Linked DNA regions of Mus musculus: region 2 is linked to region 1. Evidence: chromatin loops called from intact Hi-C (ENCODE). Cell type or tissue: heart. All regions are shown on one strand. Links, peaks and the distances in the headings refer to the core of each region. The heading gives the core; the rest is flanking DNA.

Region 1 (7,428 bases), core at 2,291-6,290:
CAGTCATTGCCTTGCCTTGATTTGTGTGCAGCTTCTTGTGAGGGCCTTGCCAGATTGCCTGAGTGTTGCTAGGAAACAGAAAGGACCAGTGGCTGGGCTTCTTCCACAGTCACAACAAGAAGGATGGAGTGTGTGTGTGTGTGTGTGTGTGTGTGTGTGTGTGTGTGTGAGAGAGAGAGAGAGAGAGAGAGAGAGAGAGAGAAGAGCCCCTAGCAAAGAACAGGTTTTGCAGTTCACTACAGGTGTGCGCTATGAGCAAGCACCACAAGGAAGACCTCAGATTTTCGGCTTGTGTGGCTGAGAACAGTCATTGCCTGCATTTATCTGTAGAAGGTTCTGTTTTCAAAGTGCTCTATCGGAATACTAATTTACAGAGATTCGGAACAAGCACACATTGGGTGTGTGACATCAGTTCATGTGGGGCCTTATATGACCTTTCTCCATAGATACATTAGCATATCAATGTGAGGAGCCCTTCAGTAAGAAGTGCTCATCTGTGCCCCCCTCCCCGTGTGTGTGTGTGTGTGTATGCACGCGCAAGTCAGAGGACAACTCTTGACAGTTGGATCTCTCTTGCTATTTTGTAGGATCTAGGAACTGAGCTCAAGTGGTCCAGATTGTACTCCAGCCTTTCCACAGGAGCCATGTTGCTGGCCCGAGCATGACACTTTCCTTCTATACAGTAATGAATGTTTGCCACAGTGTTTTCTGTTAAGTGAGCCTGTGAGGTCTAGTATATTTAGAATTGCCTGAGTAAAGTTTTCTTATTGCCTGCCTTAGGGAGTTTGAAGCCTGTTGGATTCTTGAGAGTCATTAAGCCTAGCTAGCCTTCCCTGTAGTAGGCATTTGCTCCATTTGACAGATAGCTTGTATGCATTGTGGGTAATCAAGAAGTGTTACACACATGATATACCACAGAAAGTGCACTGGAAATAGCTAAGCAACAAGATTGGTTTGTCGATGACGTGTTTAGCATTTAGAGTTTTGGTTCATCTCAGCAGTGCTGAAGGTTGTGACGTGTAATCAGAGTTTGGCCAAGGCACAGATTCTGTGTGCAGGAGTCAGTGTGTGTCTAGAACAGTGTGTGCCATAATTAAATAGGCCTTGTGTGTCCTCCAGGGCCCACGTTCATACGCTGCCATGCCATGTGCCGCAGGCGAGTCTTGGACGATGCTTGGCCTTGCTGGGGTTGCCGGTGTCACAGCTGTGGGTTGATTGGATGTCTTGGCTCTTGGGCTCGATAGGAGGCAGCAAGGGGAGTTTGAATAGTGATGCTTTCACTGCAGAGGCATGCTAGACACAGGTCACAGAGTCTGCCACATGCCTGCTTCTCAGTAGGACAGAGCAGTGCACTGCCATTCTCTTAGGTCCTTCCCCAGTTGGCCCCTTGCTGCCCAGAGGCCAAGGAGGCCGAAGGAAGAGAGCAAGGAGAGAAATGCTTAGGAGGGGAAAGATTTCAGTTGGAGGGTTAGCTGGATTGCCTCCCCTGATGAGGAAGGTACACTTTGAAAGTGGTTTTGATATTATTATTTATTCACAATGCCAGATCTATAACAAGTTTATGCCGAAAAGAGAAATGTCATTATTGCACATACTGATTTGGTCAGGCCCTTGAGAAGCAGGTATGTTCTGGAGACTGGCCTGCAGATCTGTTCCTGGGAACTTACTTGCTCCCCACAGCACCTTGATGGTGAAACTCGCAGGCCAGTGTACAGATGAAGTGCTCACTGTCTCCAGGGGTTGTGGAATTGGGGGCTTGTTTATGCTCAGCTGAGTATCATCTAAAACTTATTAAAATTTTTCTTGTGTGTTCCACCTGGCTCCAAATGGTCACCCTTACCAAAGTGGAGACAAGGTCTCAGACACCTGTAGCTTTTATGTATATCATTTTTCTGTGTTCCCAAGGGCAGCCATGTTGCAAGTCAGCTGGCTGCCAGATCATGACCTTGTAACGGAGCAGGCTTGAATAGATCATCTGCCTCTTGGGCCCAGTGGGAGTGGTTGGGAGCCTTTGCTCTCATGGATCAGCTTTCCAGATGGAAGCCCTGGCTTCAGTTACCACAGTTGTCACAGGCAGTGCCTGGAGCCTAGAGCTGCCGGTTTCAGACAAGCTGGCAAGTATTCTTCTCTCTGGATTCGCGCTGGTCCCACTTAGGTCTCTGCATGCTCTCTCCTTGTGCCTCCACAGACTCACCTCGAGCCTGTCTATTTGGTGGAAAGGATACCTTTGGAGGTATCCCTTGTTGTCAAACATTGTAGAGGGAGCAATGGGAGTAGATGGTTCCCTGGCCTTTTCTATAAAGGGCCAGCATCTTCCTGAGGACTAGTGATGCCCTACTGCAGACACAGCAGTCAGTCTCACTCCAGGGCTACATACCATTTGAAGCTCTTTGCACTAGGTGCTGGACAGGAGAACTGGTGATCTCTCAGAGCTGAGCTTGTGCGCCTCAGGTGGCCTGCGACTGACCAGGGGACTCATTTCCATGTCCATAAGAACTCTTCAGTTGTGAAAGGAGTTCTGGCCTTAAATTGGGGTAGATGCTTAGGGCACAGCTCTGCTGGGTATGTGCAGGATACCTGCTAATTACGGCTGAGAAGAGTGATCAGAGTGACCAGCTCTTTGGTGAATAAGTGGAATTTTACGGACCGCTCCCAAGTATGTCTGCAGCTTACTTACTCTGAGAGCGCTGGCGCCCTTTCTAGAGGAGATCGAGTCTCCTCTGTAGTTTTCCTATTAGTTAACATTTCTGTCTTCTTATGTTTTCCTGCCAGCGTCAAGTGAAGCCCTGTGCCATGGCTCTGTTTCTGTGTGTACATGTTCTGCAGCTTGTTTTGGGGCGGGGATGCTGTGTCCTTGAAGGTTTCTTTTTTTTTTTTTTTTTTTTTTTAAATATCTGTTAAAGTTTTTTTTTTTTTTTTTTTTTTTAGATTTATTTATTTATTATATGTAAGTACACTGTAGCTGTCTTCAGACACTCCAGAAGAGGGCGTCAGATCATGTTACAGATGGTTGTGAGCCACCATGTGGTTGCTGGGATTTGAACTTCGGACCTTCGGAAGAGCAGTCGGGTGCTCTTACCCACTGAGCCATCTCACCAGCCCGAAGGTTTCTTTTAAGTGGCATTTCCCCCAAGATTTGTAGAATTACTCGTTTGTACAATGCATGAGAGCCAACAGATGGGTAGAAAAAGAAATGAGTTTGTCTATAGACAGCCTTTGGTATCAAGGTGAAAAAGAAATGGGGTTTGTCTGTAGACAGCCTTTGGTATCAAGGTGAAAAAGAAATGGGGTTTGTCTGTAGACTGCCTTTGGCATTAAGGTGAAAAAGAAATGGGGTTTGTCTGTAGACGGCCTTTGGCATTAGGTGAATAATCCGCTGCCTCTGTGGTGTCTGGGGTCAGAAAGGTTTAACCAAGACAGTGTAGGCACAGGCATCCACACAGATGACTGTCTTCAGACAGCCGGGTTCCAGGACGCTCTGCTGCTACAGACTCCCCACCCACCGGGAGCCACTGAGCACTTCAATGGAAAATTCCACTGTGTGCCACTGGGAAGGGGAGGGTGTCTGAGAGGGACGGTCACAAAGAGCATAACTCCAGTGTAAGAGAGCTCTTTTTGTGGGGCTCAGACAAGAGGAGTTTGAAAGAATGTGACCTTTATATCTAAAAACACTACCAACACCTCTAACAGTGGGGTGGGGGGCTCAGCTCTAGACAGTGACCTCGCCTAGTGTACAATCTGACCTTGTGGTGCTGAAGGGCGAGGGCTAGTTTTCAGAGGAGTGGCAGATCTGGAGGCTGGTTCCCTGGGAGAGGACTATTGTGCAGGGAGCCAGCTTGAGCGCATTGTTCCCAGGATTGGGCATGGCCTGTCCTCTGAAGCCATTTCTCTGGGCCTTTTCAGATCTTTGGAGCCCTGGCCCTTGTAGTGAAGAGTTTGGTGGAGTTAAATTGTCTTAATTCAGAGGAGGGTAAGGTGCCACCTGTAGGCCATTTTGTGCAGAAGCCATTCACTGCTCTCTGGCTTTTGAACATTGCATTGTAATGAGATGTGCTTTAGTGCTCTGAACCTGTTTTGGCCCCAGCTCTCCTTGCTTGGAGGCAGTGAGCACCTCACTTCCACCTTTGTGGTGTTGGTGTGTAGCTCAGCAGAGAAGGGAGAAGTTTGGGGACAGCTCCGAATAGTTAGAACCACATGCAGAAAGCAGAGCTTTAAATGGAAACACTGCTGGGCACTGTGTTCAAGGCCGCCATAGGACTGCTTACCCACCTGGCTGCCTGCTGTGTTCTGTTCTCTCTGTGTACAGCATGTGCTTAAAAGGCTGGTTGTGTACTGATTAGACTTTTAGATTATCACACTGATTTTTTTTTTCCCAAAATGATCTGTCCACTTATTGGTTCGGTTAATGGTTAAAATAAAAATGGGAAATGGAAACTGATTGGAGTGCTTTGCTGTCACTCTTTGATTGGGATGTCCTCTTTCAGGCCTGTCGGGCAGTTGCAGGGGAGTCACAGTTGTAAGTGGTTCTGCCATGAGTGAGAAACTCACAGTGACAGGATGGAGATGAGAGAGGTCCACACACCAATACCCTCCGCACTTTGCTTCTGCCTAAGTCGCTGTGCTCAGTAGTTGTTCCATTGCGGGGCTGCAGTCCTAAAAGTGAGTGAGGTACATTCCCAATCCCCTGGACACCCTGGTCTCTCTTTAGCCTTATTCATGTCTCCTTCTCTGGATCTGCAGCCTATGGAGCCTGCAGGAGGTTGTAGGGCGCTGATAGCAGAACTGCCTTCTTGGCACAGGTCTCAGCTTTATGCCTTCATAGGCTGTCAGGAGAAAGACAGTGTGCTGCCTTCTGAAACTCTCCATCATCCAAGGGTGTAGGAGGCACAGTTGTAACTGGGGGCTGGGATGGTGTCTCTCAGTGCTCTGTTGTCTGGGCCCACAGCTGAGTGTGGATGGTAGTAGCCTGGAAGGATCTTATGGAAGTTGTAGAAGCCTGGACTAATAGCACCAAACTTTGGTGATTTTTAAAATGTCAGCTGGCCAAAGGACTGTTCTAAGAGGCTGTCGCCTGTGCATCTGGTTGCTTCAGCCTTCTGAGGTTTGTCTGCAATGCACACTTGCCTAAGCTTATTTAGATAAGTAGTTAAGAAAGAAAAGGATACTGTGGAAGCAACCAGGAACCTTGCAGCTGTTTTTTTGTGTGTAAGAAGCCATGGATAGACTGGGCCACTCAAACACACAGGTTGAGTATGCCTGGACCTCAAGGAGTAGAAAGAGGAGATGGTGGTGATGGTTTGGCTTTCAAGGAGAGGTGGATGCAGTGTATCTATCTGCCCATCTCTGAGCTACTTTCCCCTTCTCTGTTGGGTGTTTCCTTTTCATGGAAATTTCCATGGTGTAATGAGGAGCCTGGGGAGTAGAAACAGTCTTTGCCCACATCAGCCCCAGGCACAGATCAGCAAAGTGATAAGCTTGAAATGGTAGTCACATGCTGAGGTTGTGGGCACAAACCCGCTTGCAGTTTGGCCAGAGCTCTTGTTTGGGTTTGGTTGCCAATGGCCTGGAAGACTGGTGGAAGTAAGTTAAAGGGTAAAGGTCACAGGGTTGGTAGCAATGGAGACACCTAGAGGCGGAGAAGCAGCTGATTCTGGAAAGCTCCAAGCCTGCGGTTTTCCTTGAGAAGCCTCCAGAGTGCCAGTACTGTGTAGCAAGGGAGGAGCTGCAGTCTAGGGCCCTGGCTTCCCTCCACAGGACACTGTGGGAAAGTAGACCAGTTAGTTCCCTTTCTGGTTGCCATTTCCTCAAGTGAAAGGGATTGGGCTATACCTTCCTACCTATCGGTTACAGCCTATAATTCTGTAAGTCTTTTGGTCCCAAAGTTGTCAGCAGCTTCATGTGTGTGGGAGTGGAAAGGCCTGATCTGTGTGACCCTCACTGCAGGGCACGCACGCGCACACACATGGCAGCGGGGTGAGTTAAGGAGGCCATAGAAGCCTCCTGAGTCTCTGTGCTTGTTGACATTGAATTGTGATGTTGAGAGAGACTAGAAAAGGATGCCGGGCAAGAACGACACTCAGCTTCATGGCCCCTTCTTCATTTCCTCAGCTGACACACAAGGTTCCAACTGCCCTCCTTGAAGACATGAAGACATTTTGGAAATTAAAATGCATTAAGACTCGTCTTTTCAAGGTCTGCACTGGGAGGTTTCTGGAACCTCTGCTCTGCGCTTCCATCCCGGGCGTTCCTTTTGCTCTTACGGCAGAATGCTACTGAAAGCTTTGTGTGTGCGTTTGGATGGGTTGGTACGCAGTGACCAGGAAGACGGCAGCCTGGAAGGCGGCTAAGGCGGCTCTTGGCATCTGTAAGCTCGCTTTTCCTTACACCGTCAAAATCTTTCTGCCCATAGGTGTGCTTGAGGGATCCGTGAGGCAGTTGGGTGGAAGTGGAAGAAAGCACTGCCTACTGTTTACTGTAGTGAAAACCGAGGCTGGCTCAGAACTGGTGTTTAAATAAGTTGACTCTGGACTGTAGGAAGGGTAGAACTTAGCACTTACAGAGGGAGGCTTGGGGCACCACAGGGCTGGCAGTAGTGCTGACGCATTCCGGGCTAGGATGCCGGAACTGAATCTGTCCCTCCTTGTCCCCTGCCAGCGCAGGGCTGTGCATGGACAGAAGCAGGAGACAGTAAGCAAAGTATAGATGAATAAATCAATAAATAAATCAATAAGGCCTCTTAGAGAGTATGGTGTGGTTTGGAAGAATATTTTGGTAAATACCCAGTAAAAGAATGAATGGACAATAGGAAGGAAAAAAATGCTGGGGACTGTGTTGGATTAAAGCACTCCACCCACCACCAAGTAGCCAGAGTGAAATAAATGAGTAAAAGATACTGGCCATTAGCATGGAGGAGGTGGTTTAAGACAGTTCCCACGGAACATTCTAGACTCTGCTTCCTAACCTGCTTAAGGTAAGTAATCACGATTTAGGGTTGAACAAGTGAACAATTCATAAATTGGGTGGTTACAACCCTTTAGTTTGTGTGTATGTGTTGGGTCAAAATAAATGGAATTAAGCCTTGGAGAGAGAGTGTGGGGAGGTTGTTGTGTAGCGCCCATAGCCATCACAAGGCGTTACCTCCTTCATTGAGTAAAGACACACATTGCGTGTGGCCCCAAGAAGCCATTCCAGTGGTGTGGTGGCCCAAATGAGAAATGTCCCACATAGGCTCCTGTATTTAAGTACTGAGTGTCAAGTTGATGCTATAAGAACGTTTAGGAAATGCAGCGTTGCTGGAGGAAGTGCCTGACTGTGGGAGGGCTTTGAGGGCTAACTCTGGTTTTAAATTGTATCTTATTGTTGTAAGTTGTACCAGCTTCTGTATTAGTCATGGTTCTCTAGAGTCACAGAACTTATGGGTAGTCTCTA
Region 2 (7,428 bases), core at 2,174-6,173, 170 kb before region 1:
AACCGCTGAGCTGTCTCTCCAACCTCAGAAATACATTTTGTATAAGCAAATTTCTAAATTATGGCACTTTAATAAACATGTCCATAGCTGCAGAATAACCTACTTTGATTCTATAACTTAACCATTCTATGACTTTTCAACATAACTCACGTGGTTTATATTACTTTAATATATTACTTTAATACACATCTGAGTATCTTTAGATATACTTTTTCATAATTTCAAAAGTAGAATTTAAAAGTTGATCGAGCAGCTTGACAAGTGAGCATGAGCACATGGGCACATGAGGCAGAGCTGCTTCTCTTCGGCTTACACTCTCACTAGCTGTGTGTGGATACTTCACTCCACTGCTGCAAAATGCTTTTACGTAAGCCTAATGAAAAGCGTATTCAGCACTGATCACATCTTATGGAACTGCTCATGTGTAGACAGCTGTTTTATATCCCAAGTCTCAACAAGGTATCAAAAAAAAAATCAACCTGTTTGCCTTCACAGGCTGTACTGGTTAGTTTTTCAACTTGACACATACTAGAGATACCTCTGAGAGTTAGACAGAAACCTCAGCTGAGAAACTGCCTCTCCCAGTTGGCCTGTAGGCAAGTCTGGGGACCATTTTCTTGATTAGTGATTGATGTGGGAGGGCCCAGCCCACTGATGGCAGTACCCAATGGCAGGTAGCAAGGGCAGGCGATCCTTGGGTTGTATATAAAGCAGGCTGAGCAAACCCTGAGCGGAAGTCAGAGAGTGGTGAGGAAGCAGGGGCTCTCAGTGGATCTTTGCTTCAGTTACTACCCTCACGTTCCCACTTCTGCTTCTTTGTTGATTCCTCTCTGGGATGAACTGCTACTTGGAAATGAAAGTTGAAACAAACCCTTTCCTTCCCCCAAATCGTCGTGCCCTTCCCCCCCCCCCCCCCCCCCCGCCACGTGTGTAGCTCTGGCTGTCCTGGAACTCTGTAGACATTGAACTCAGAGATCTGCCTCTGCCTCGGATTAAAGGCGTGCACCATCCCTGCCCAGCTTGTTCTGTGTCTTGTCACAGCAAAAGAAGCCAAAGTAGAATAGAAACCTTGTACTCTATGTAAAATCAAACCGCAAGGTTGCATTTTCCTGAAGTATAGCTACATGCAAGTTTACAAGCAATTTGGGTTTCAATAAATGTAATAGAAAATTTAAAAGTCCCAGGCTCAAATACACTCGGGAAATTGTAGACCAACTATTGCACTGTCTTTTATAATAGACTCTAGGTTTACCCTGTGGCAATGCGGTGCCTTCTATTTATTCTGCATCTTCATTCCACTCTAGCTCCATGCATAGCTCTAAAATGGCAGCTGATGGTTGCTTGAATTTCAAGGTTTGAGTTTCAGACAACCCTCAGGTGTAAGTGTGTAACTGTGTCTGTATTTTCTGGGAGGTGAAACAGATTTAGATTGTTTAAATTTTTTTTTTTTTTTTTACATTGTTGCAGTCAAGGCTAATAGAATGAGTCAGACTCGCACAAGGGCAGGGCTACCCTGGGAGAGAAACCCAGATATTTAAGACCGTACCTGTTTCCATCCCGCCCCCCCCATTACCCCCCACCCCCCCCAGGATTTCTCTGTGTAGCCCTGGCTGTCCTGGAACTCACTCTGTAGACCAGGCTGGCCTCGAACTCAGAAATCGGCCTGCCTCTGCCTCCCAAGTGCTGGGATTAAAGGTGTGCGCCACCACTGCCTGGCACCTGTTTGTTTTATGCTTCCCATTCGATCGCTGTTTTATCTTCTGCACAGAGACAGTCACAGAAAACAGTGGCATGACATCATGAGACCATCAGTGGTACACGTATGAGTCTTATTTATTATTATTGTGTGTACATGGGATGCACTTGCCACACGGTGAGTGTCAAAGGACAGCTTGTGCATCTGTCCTCTCCCTATGCCTTTCTGTGGGTCCTGGGAATCAAACTCATGTGATCAGGCTTTTTAAAAAAAAGTTATTTTATGTATATGAGTACACTGTAGCTGTCTTCAGACACACCAGAGGAGGGCATCAGGTCACATTATAGATGGTTGTGAGCCACCATGTGGTTGCTGGGATTTGAACTCAGGACCTCTGGAAGAGCAGTTGGTGCTCTTAACCACTGAGCCATTTCACAAGCCCCTGCCATATGTCTTAAAATTTAGTGACTCGCTCTTTAATTCAGAAAGAACCATTTTGAAATTACAGTATTTAGAAAGTCCAGATAAAAAGATTAGACTTACAGGAGCAATTCCCATTGTTCATTACCAGAGACCCAGAGGAAGGTTCATGCCCTAGTTCACAGTGCCCTCACTTAGAGATAGAAAAACAGAGAAGCAAACAAATCGTATCCAACACAGGGGAATGGCTTATTTGGAACGCTATATTACACAGCCATGAAAGTGAGGCTTTCAAGTTAGGCATAGTGGGGTGTGCCTGTGACCCAGCACTCAATGGACAGAAGCAGGCAGATGACAGCAAAGCCAAATTTAGCTTGTTTTACTTGGCAGGTTCTAGTCCAGTCGGGCTACAAAGGGCCAGCCAAACAAACAACCAAACAACCCTAAATAAGTAAATCAGACTTACAAAAATTATCTCATGACACACAGAAAAGATCTAAGTACACACATTAAACATGTACGAACTGGGCTGGAGAGATGGCTCAGTGGTTAAGAGCACTGGCTGCTCTTCCGAGGTTCTGAGTTTAACTCCCAGCAACCACAGGGTGGCTCACAACCATCTATACTGGGATCTGACGCCCTCTGCTGGCACGCAGGTGTACATGCAGATAGAGCACTCATACATAAATCCTCTTCCTGCACGGAGAGGTCTCGGGAGTGTTTACGTTATCTATGGAGTTTTGTCGGAGTACAGTCCTTTCTGGTGTTTTCTTTGTTTTGTTTAAGAACTGTGCACAAGCCTCTTACCACACTCCCTGTGTTTTGCAGGGTGGCAGCCTGCATTAGAGCAGTTCTTTCACACAAGATCTCTCTTTCTCTTTAAAGCCCCAGAAAGAGCAAATGACCTCTGGGGCTTTTGCACAAGTCTTGCGGTTCGCAGAGATTGTGTGTTGGAAACTGAGCGGGCAATGAACAAGAGAGAGAAGGCATTACCACCGCATGAATTTAAACTCTTTAACCTTAAGATCTGGAACGTGTGCTCACAGGAAAGAGGCAGTAAATCATTTAATAAGAATTGGTGGTGAGAGCGGACACTCGGCCCAGCAGTTAAAACCTTGTGCTGCCCTTGCAGAGGGCATCCCCACCCCCACCCCGTTCAGTCCCCAGAACCCAGGTCTCCATTACCAAGCTGGAGTTGTAACTCCAGCTCCGGGGGAATCTGACGCCCTCTTCTGGACTCTTTTGGCCCTTGTGTGCTCACATGGACATACCCACATGTAGGCATACTTGCATACACAAGGGGGTGGTTTTTTGTTTGTTGTTTTTATTATTCAAGACAGGGTTCCTCGAACTCAAATAGATCTGCATTCTGAATGCTCACGGGGGTGTGAGCCACCACCCCAGCCTGATTTTTTTTATTATTATTATTTTTTTAAACTGTGTAGCCCTGTTTGGGCTGGAACTCTCAACCCAGACCACGCTGACGTCAGAACTCATAGAGATCTACCTGCCTCTACCTCTGCATCTGGAATACATGCAACACCCCACCTCAGCAGCATACACATAATTTTTAATTAATTCATTCATTTTTTTAATGAGAAAAGTTTAGTGGTTTTTTTTCCCCCTGAAACTCGATCTCTCGGATCTGCAGAGTGGCCCATAGAGGGTCTTGAGTTTCACCACCCCTGTGGTTCAGGCTTGTTTTCTTCACCTCTGGGCGTGATGTGAGGTAGTGCCCACCTTGAAGCTGCCACCTGCTCAATGTTCAAGGTCACCACAAAGGAGCCTGGTAGGTTTCTGCAAAATGCTGCGGACACTAGAGGGCGCCATCACCTTATGTTGCAAACAGAGTCTTTCTAGAGCTTTCTGGGTCCAAAATGCAGTGTCTGGCTCACGTTAGCCAGTGAGAATCATATGATTGTGAAACAAACAATCCTGATAGCTCCAGTCACAACCTCCACCATCAGAGCTGAAGCCTGTTGTAGAACCCCCTAGAAACTATCTTAGCTGGTCCTTGACTCTTAGACCTCCCATAGCAACCCAGGTCTTGCTTCACTGGCATGTTTCTGACTTAGAAGTCATAGCCCTTTGTTGGGTTGGGCAGTGGGGTGGGGTTAGGTCAGGAGGGAGAGCACTATACCTTTGGGGGAATCTTATTCTGGAAGCTGGTAGCGACAGAAGAAGCAAAGAAAAGACACGGAGCCTAACCTTCTTTGGCCCCTGGTTTGAATCACAACATTGATCTTGAGAGGAAAGCCAGGGTAGCAAGCTTGCTTGCGCGGTGCTCTTCTAATAGACTGAGAGAGCTGAGGAGACCTGCTCGAGGGTCTGGTCATGATTGGTTGTGTTTGGTGATGTGACCTAGGCTTTGCTTCACCACTTCTGTGTCTTAAACAATGTCTGTGTCTCAGGTTCCTTCTGTGGAGAACGGAAATATAACAGGAGGTAGCACGTCACAGCCTGGAAGACCCGGGGAGGGGCCTGTTACTCTCACTTTGCACACAGGGGTTTCCTATTTGTTGTTTTTCCTGTAGAGGGGAGATGAACACAAACCCAACAGGGGCCATTTTAAACGCAATATTAACGTGCTATTTCTTCTTTCCACTGGGCTGTGGCTCGGAACTTGGAAGAGATGGCCGTGAGACCCTCTGAAAGCAGGGCACAGTTCCTGTCAACACCAGTTCCACTTGGGAAGGGGCCTGACTGTGGGGAGGCCTGGCGTGGGTCAGAAGCACGTGTCCTCTGCAGAAACTTACCGAGTGACGCTCTGAACCAACCTGCAGCCGGAACGGCTTGGTAAATAAGCATGGGTCAAAGAACAGTATGAGGGCTCAGTGGACACAGGCGCTTGCCGCCCAGCCTGATGACCTGAGTTCAATCCCTGGGTTCCATATAGTGGAAGGAGAACTGACTCACACAATAAACAAACAGACAAACAACTAAACAAACAGTGTTTTGGAGACAGGGTTTCCATGTGTGGCCCTGGCTGTCCCGGAACTCACTCTGTAGACCAGGCTGACCTCAGATTCACAGAGATCTGCCTGCCTCTGCCTTTGGGGTGCTGGGATTGAAGGTGTGCACTACCATCCATCACCCAGCTACAAACAAACTTTGTAAGGTCATTTACTTGGGGAGAGAACTGGGGGGGGGGGAGGGGGATGAGGAAGGAGCATGTATGACTGCTAAACAACCCTGAGAACTGCTGAGCCTCAGGAGTTAGGTGTGAAGAAGACAGTAGCAAGGTTTTCCTTTAGTTGTAAGAGACAGAGTGAATGTGTTGAGAGGAACACACATGTTCACACTCACAGGGAAGCCTTTCAGAGGGACCCAATGTGGGGGCGTCTGATTCTGAAATGTCCCCGTGTAGAGACAGGACCGTTTGGACCCTGAGGTAGGGCCGGGTCTCATAAGCAGTTGCTGGTCAGGCTTGGCAGCAGAATATTCTTCTGTTCGCTTTTAATCATTAAAGTAGAGCTCATTTTGGTTTATCAGGGGAATGTGGCTGGGACATGAGGCAGGGGATTGACAGAGAAGATACAGTGGTGAGGCTAAAGGAGGCTTTAATACCCCAGGGTTTAAAGCCTGACCAGTCTCCGTAGGGAATGAGTTAGGGTGACCTTGTGGCCCTGTGACCCAGAAGTACTAAGCAGCTGCTTGGCACCCACTCAGCGCCTTCTGGGGAGAGACTGGGCTGCTAGCAGCTTTTGTAGGCTTTTTATTTGATGGCAGACTAGCAGAACTGGGGAAAAGTACCGTCTAGTTTGAGATTTCAAGCAACGAAAGGACTATTAGTGGGGGAGTTTTCAGAGACCAAGACAAGATCTGCAAGGAACAGCAGTCTAGACCTTTTGTATGTGGCTGGAAAGGGGACAGAGGGTTGTCCCCCAACCCCGTCCATTGCTTTGCTCCTTTGTATTGGCATGTCCAGGGAACAGGCCAGCAACCAAGAGCTGCCCACCTCCGGGGAGCTGTCACAGATTCTTTTGAACCAGTTTCAGTTTTGAAAACCACCTTTTGTTGTGAAGGAGGAGGGCATAGCGTGTAATGGGGCTGGCTGGGGAGTGTGGAGGCGGAAGTCTGGATCCCCACATGTGAGTGTGTGCTGTCACAATCGATCATACAACCTATGTACAGTGGCGGCAGAGACAGGTGGATCTCTGGAGCTCTCTGACTAGCAAAAGGGAGTGAACTACACATTCAGTCAGAGACCCTGTCTCAAAATACAGACAGTGATAGAGGAAGACACTGCCCTATGGCTGCCACATGTATATATACAGACACCTGCATATACATGTGCAAGTACACACATGAACACCGAACAACACAACTCTCTCTCTCTCTCTCTCTCGCTCTCTCTCTCTCTCTCAAACACACACACACACACACCCCTTTCCTTCCTCCTACCATTAAGCGATACTGCATTGGCAGTGGTGGCACACGCCCTCAACTCCATTCTAGTACTTGGGAAGCAGAGGCAGGTGGGTCTCTGTGAGTTCCAGGATAGCCAGGGCTACACAGAGAAACCTTGTTTCAAAATAATAATAACAATAATAATAATAATACAACCCAAGAAGACATACTGCATAGATGTTAGTCTACCATCAAAATGAGCCAGCCCTAATTTTACAAGCTCTGAGTTTTTTTCTTGAATATGTCTTTAAATTTGTAGGATATCTTCCTATACCTGAGTCCCAAGCCGACAGTAGCTCCTGTCATATCTTGGCAACCAATGGAAGCAATGAAGGAGGAAAAACAAAGATAAAAATTAATCATGCCAGCAGGCAGATCCTCACTGCACAGTTCTCAAAGTGGTTGTTTATCAAAAATAAAGTCTACTGTCTCCCTGGCACTGAATCAAATTGGTCCACTTGTGACGGTGACAAGATGGCCACATGTCCTCCTTCTTCTTATGATTTGTGGCACCGACACTTACCTTGGAATCAATTTACTGGCATTTTTGAAGCCTGTGTGTTTTTCTTACTTATGTTCTAATCCTTAAGGTTAGTCAAGAATATTCTCAAAGTAATCTTTCACGGTAGCCGTCAGTCGGTCCTGCCTTCGGATTGAAAAGACTCCGTGGAACCTGAAACATTACACCCACCCACCCAGCAGATGGATTAGGACCGACTCAATAGGCTTTATTTTAAATTAAGTATGGAGTTTGAATATCTAAGAACTGGACAGGGATTAGATCAACCTTGGGCTAGCTAGGATGAAAGAGTGTGCTGCTGTTTTTGCATTAAGAAAATAGCCGTAGTCTATTGCTAACCAAATACAGCAGGGTTAAAATGCTCGACATGTAACATGATGAT

What was found. Hi-C counts contacts between places; a loop is a spot of excess contacts. Peaks named below come from ENCODE experiments on the same cell type or tissue, not always from the same donor. Only the 100,000 strongest peaks of a DNase experiment are listed, where the experiment ranks them.
Region 2: a loop joins it to region 1, with 7 times the contacts of the local background. A loop is called at or near these places in 3 of 42 quality-filtered maps.

The regions. Positions count from the first base shown.
Region 1 is chr16:92,100,276-92,107,703 of GRCm38, forward strand. All of the region lies in intron 2 of Mrps6 (mitochondrial ribosomal protein S6), which reads left to right. Among named protein-coding and RNA genes, the nearest start is that of Gm41496, 22 kb to the right of the region's middle. In heart, for the core only: a CTCF peak has its summit at 3,998 (motif pointing left); no DNase peak of the experiment used is centred there; H3K27ac peaks cover 1,374 bases.
Region 2 is chr16:91,932,588-91,940,015 of GRCm38, forward strand. It overlaps Gm36797 (a long non-coding RNA gene), which reads right to left. Exons shown (of 3, transcript XR_385049.2): 2 at 7,050-7,199; 3 at 3,754-4,644. Among named protein-coding and RNA genes, the nearest start is that of Gm36797, 4.6 kb to the right of the region's middle. In heart, for the core only: CTCF peaks have their summits at 2,777 (motif pointing left) and 3,929 (motif pointing right); a DNase peak (open chromatin) is centred at 3,974; H3K27ac peaks cover 1,175 bases.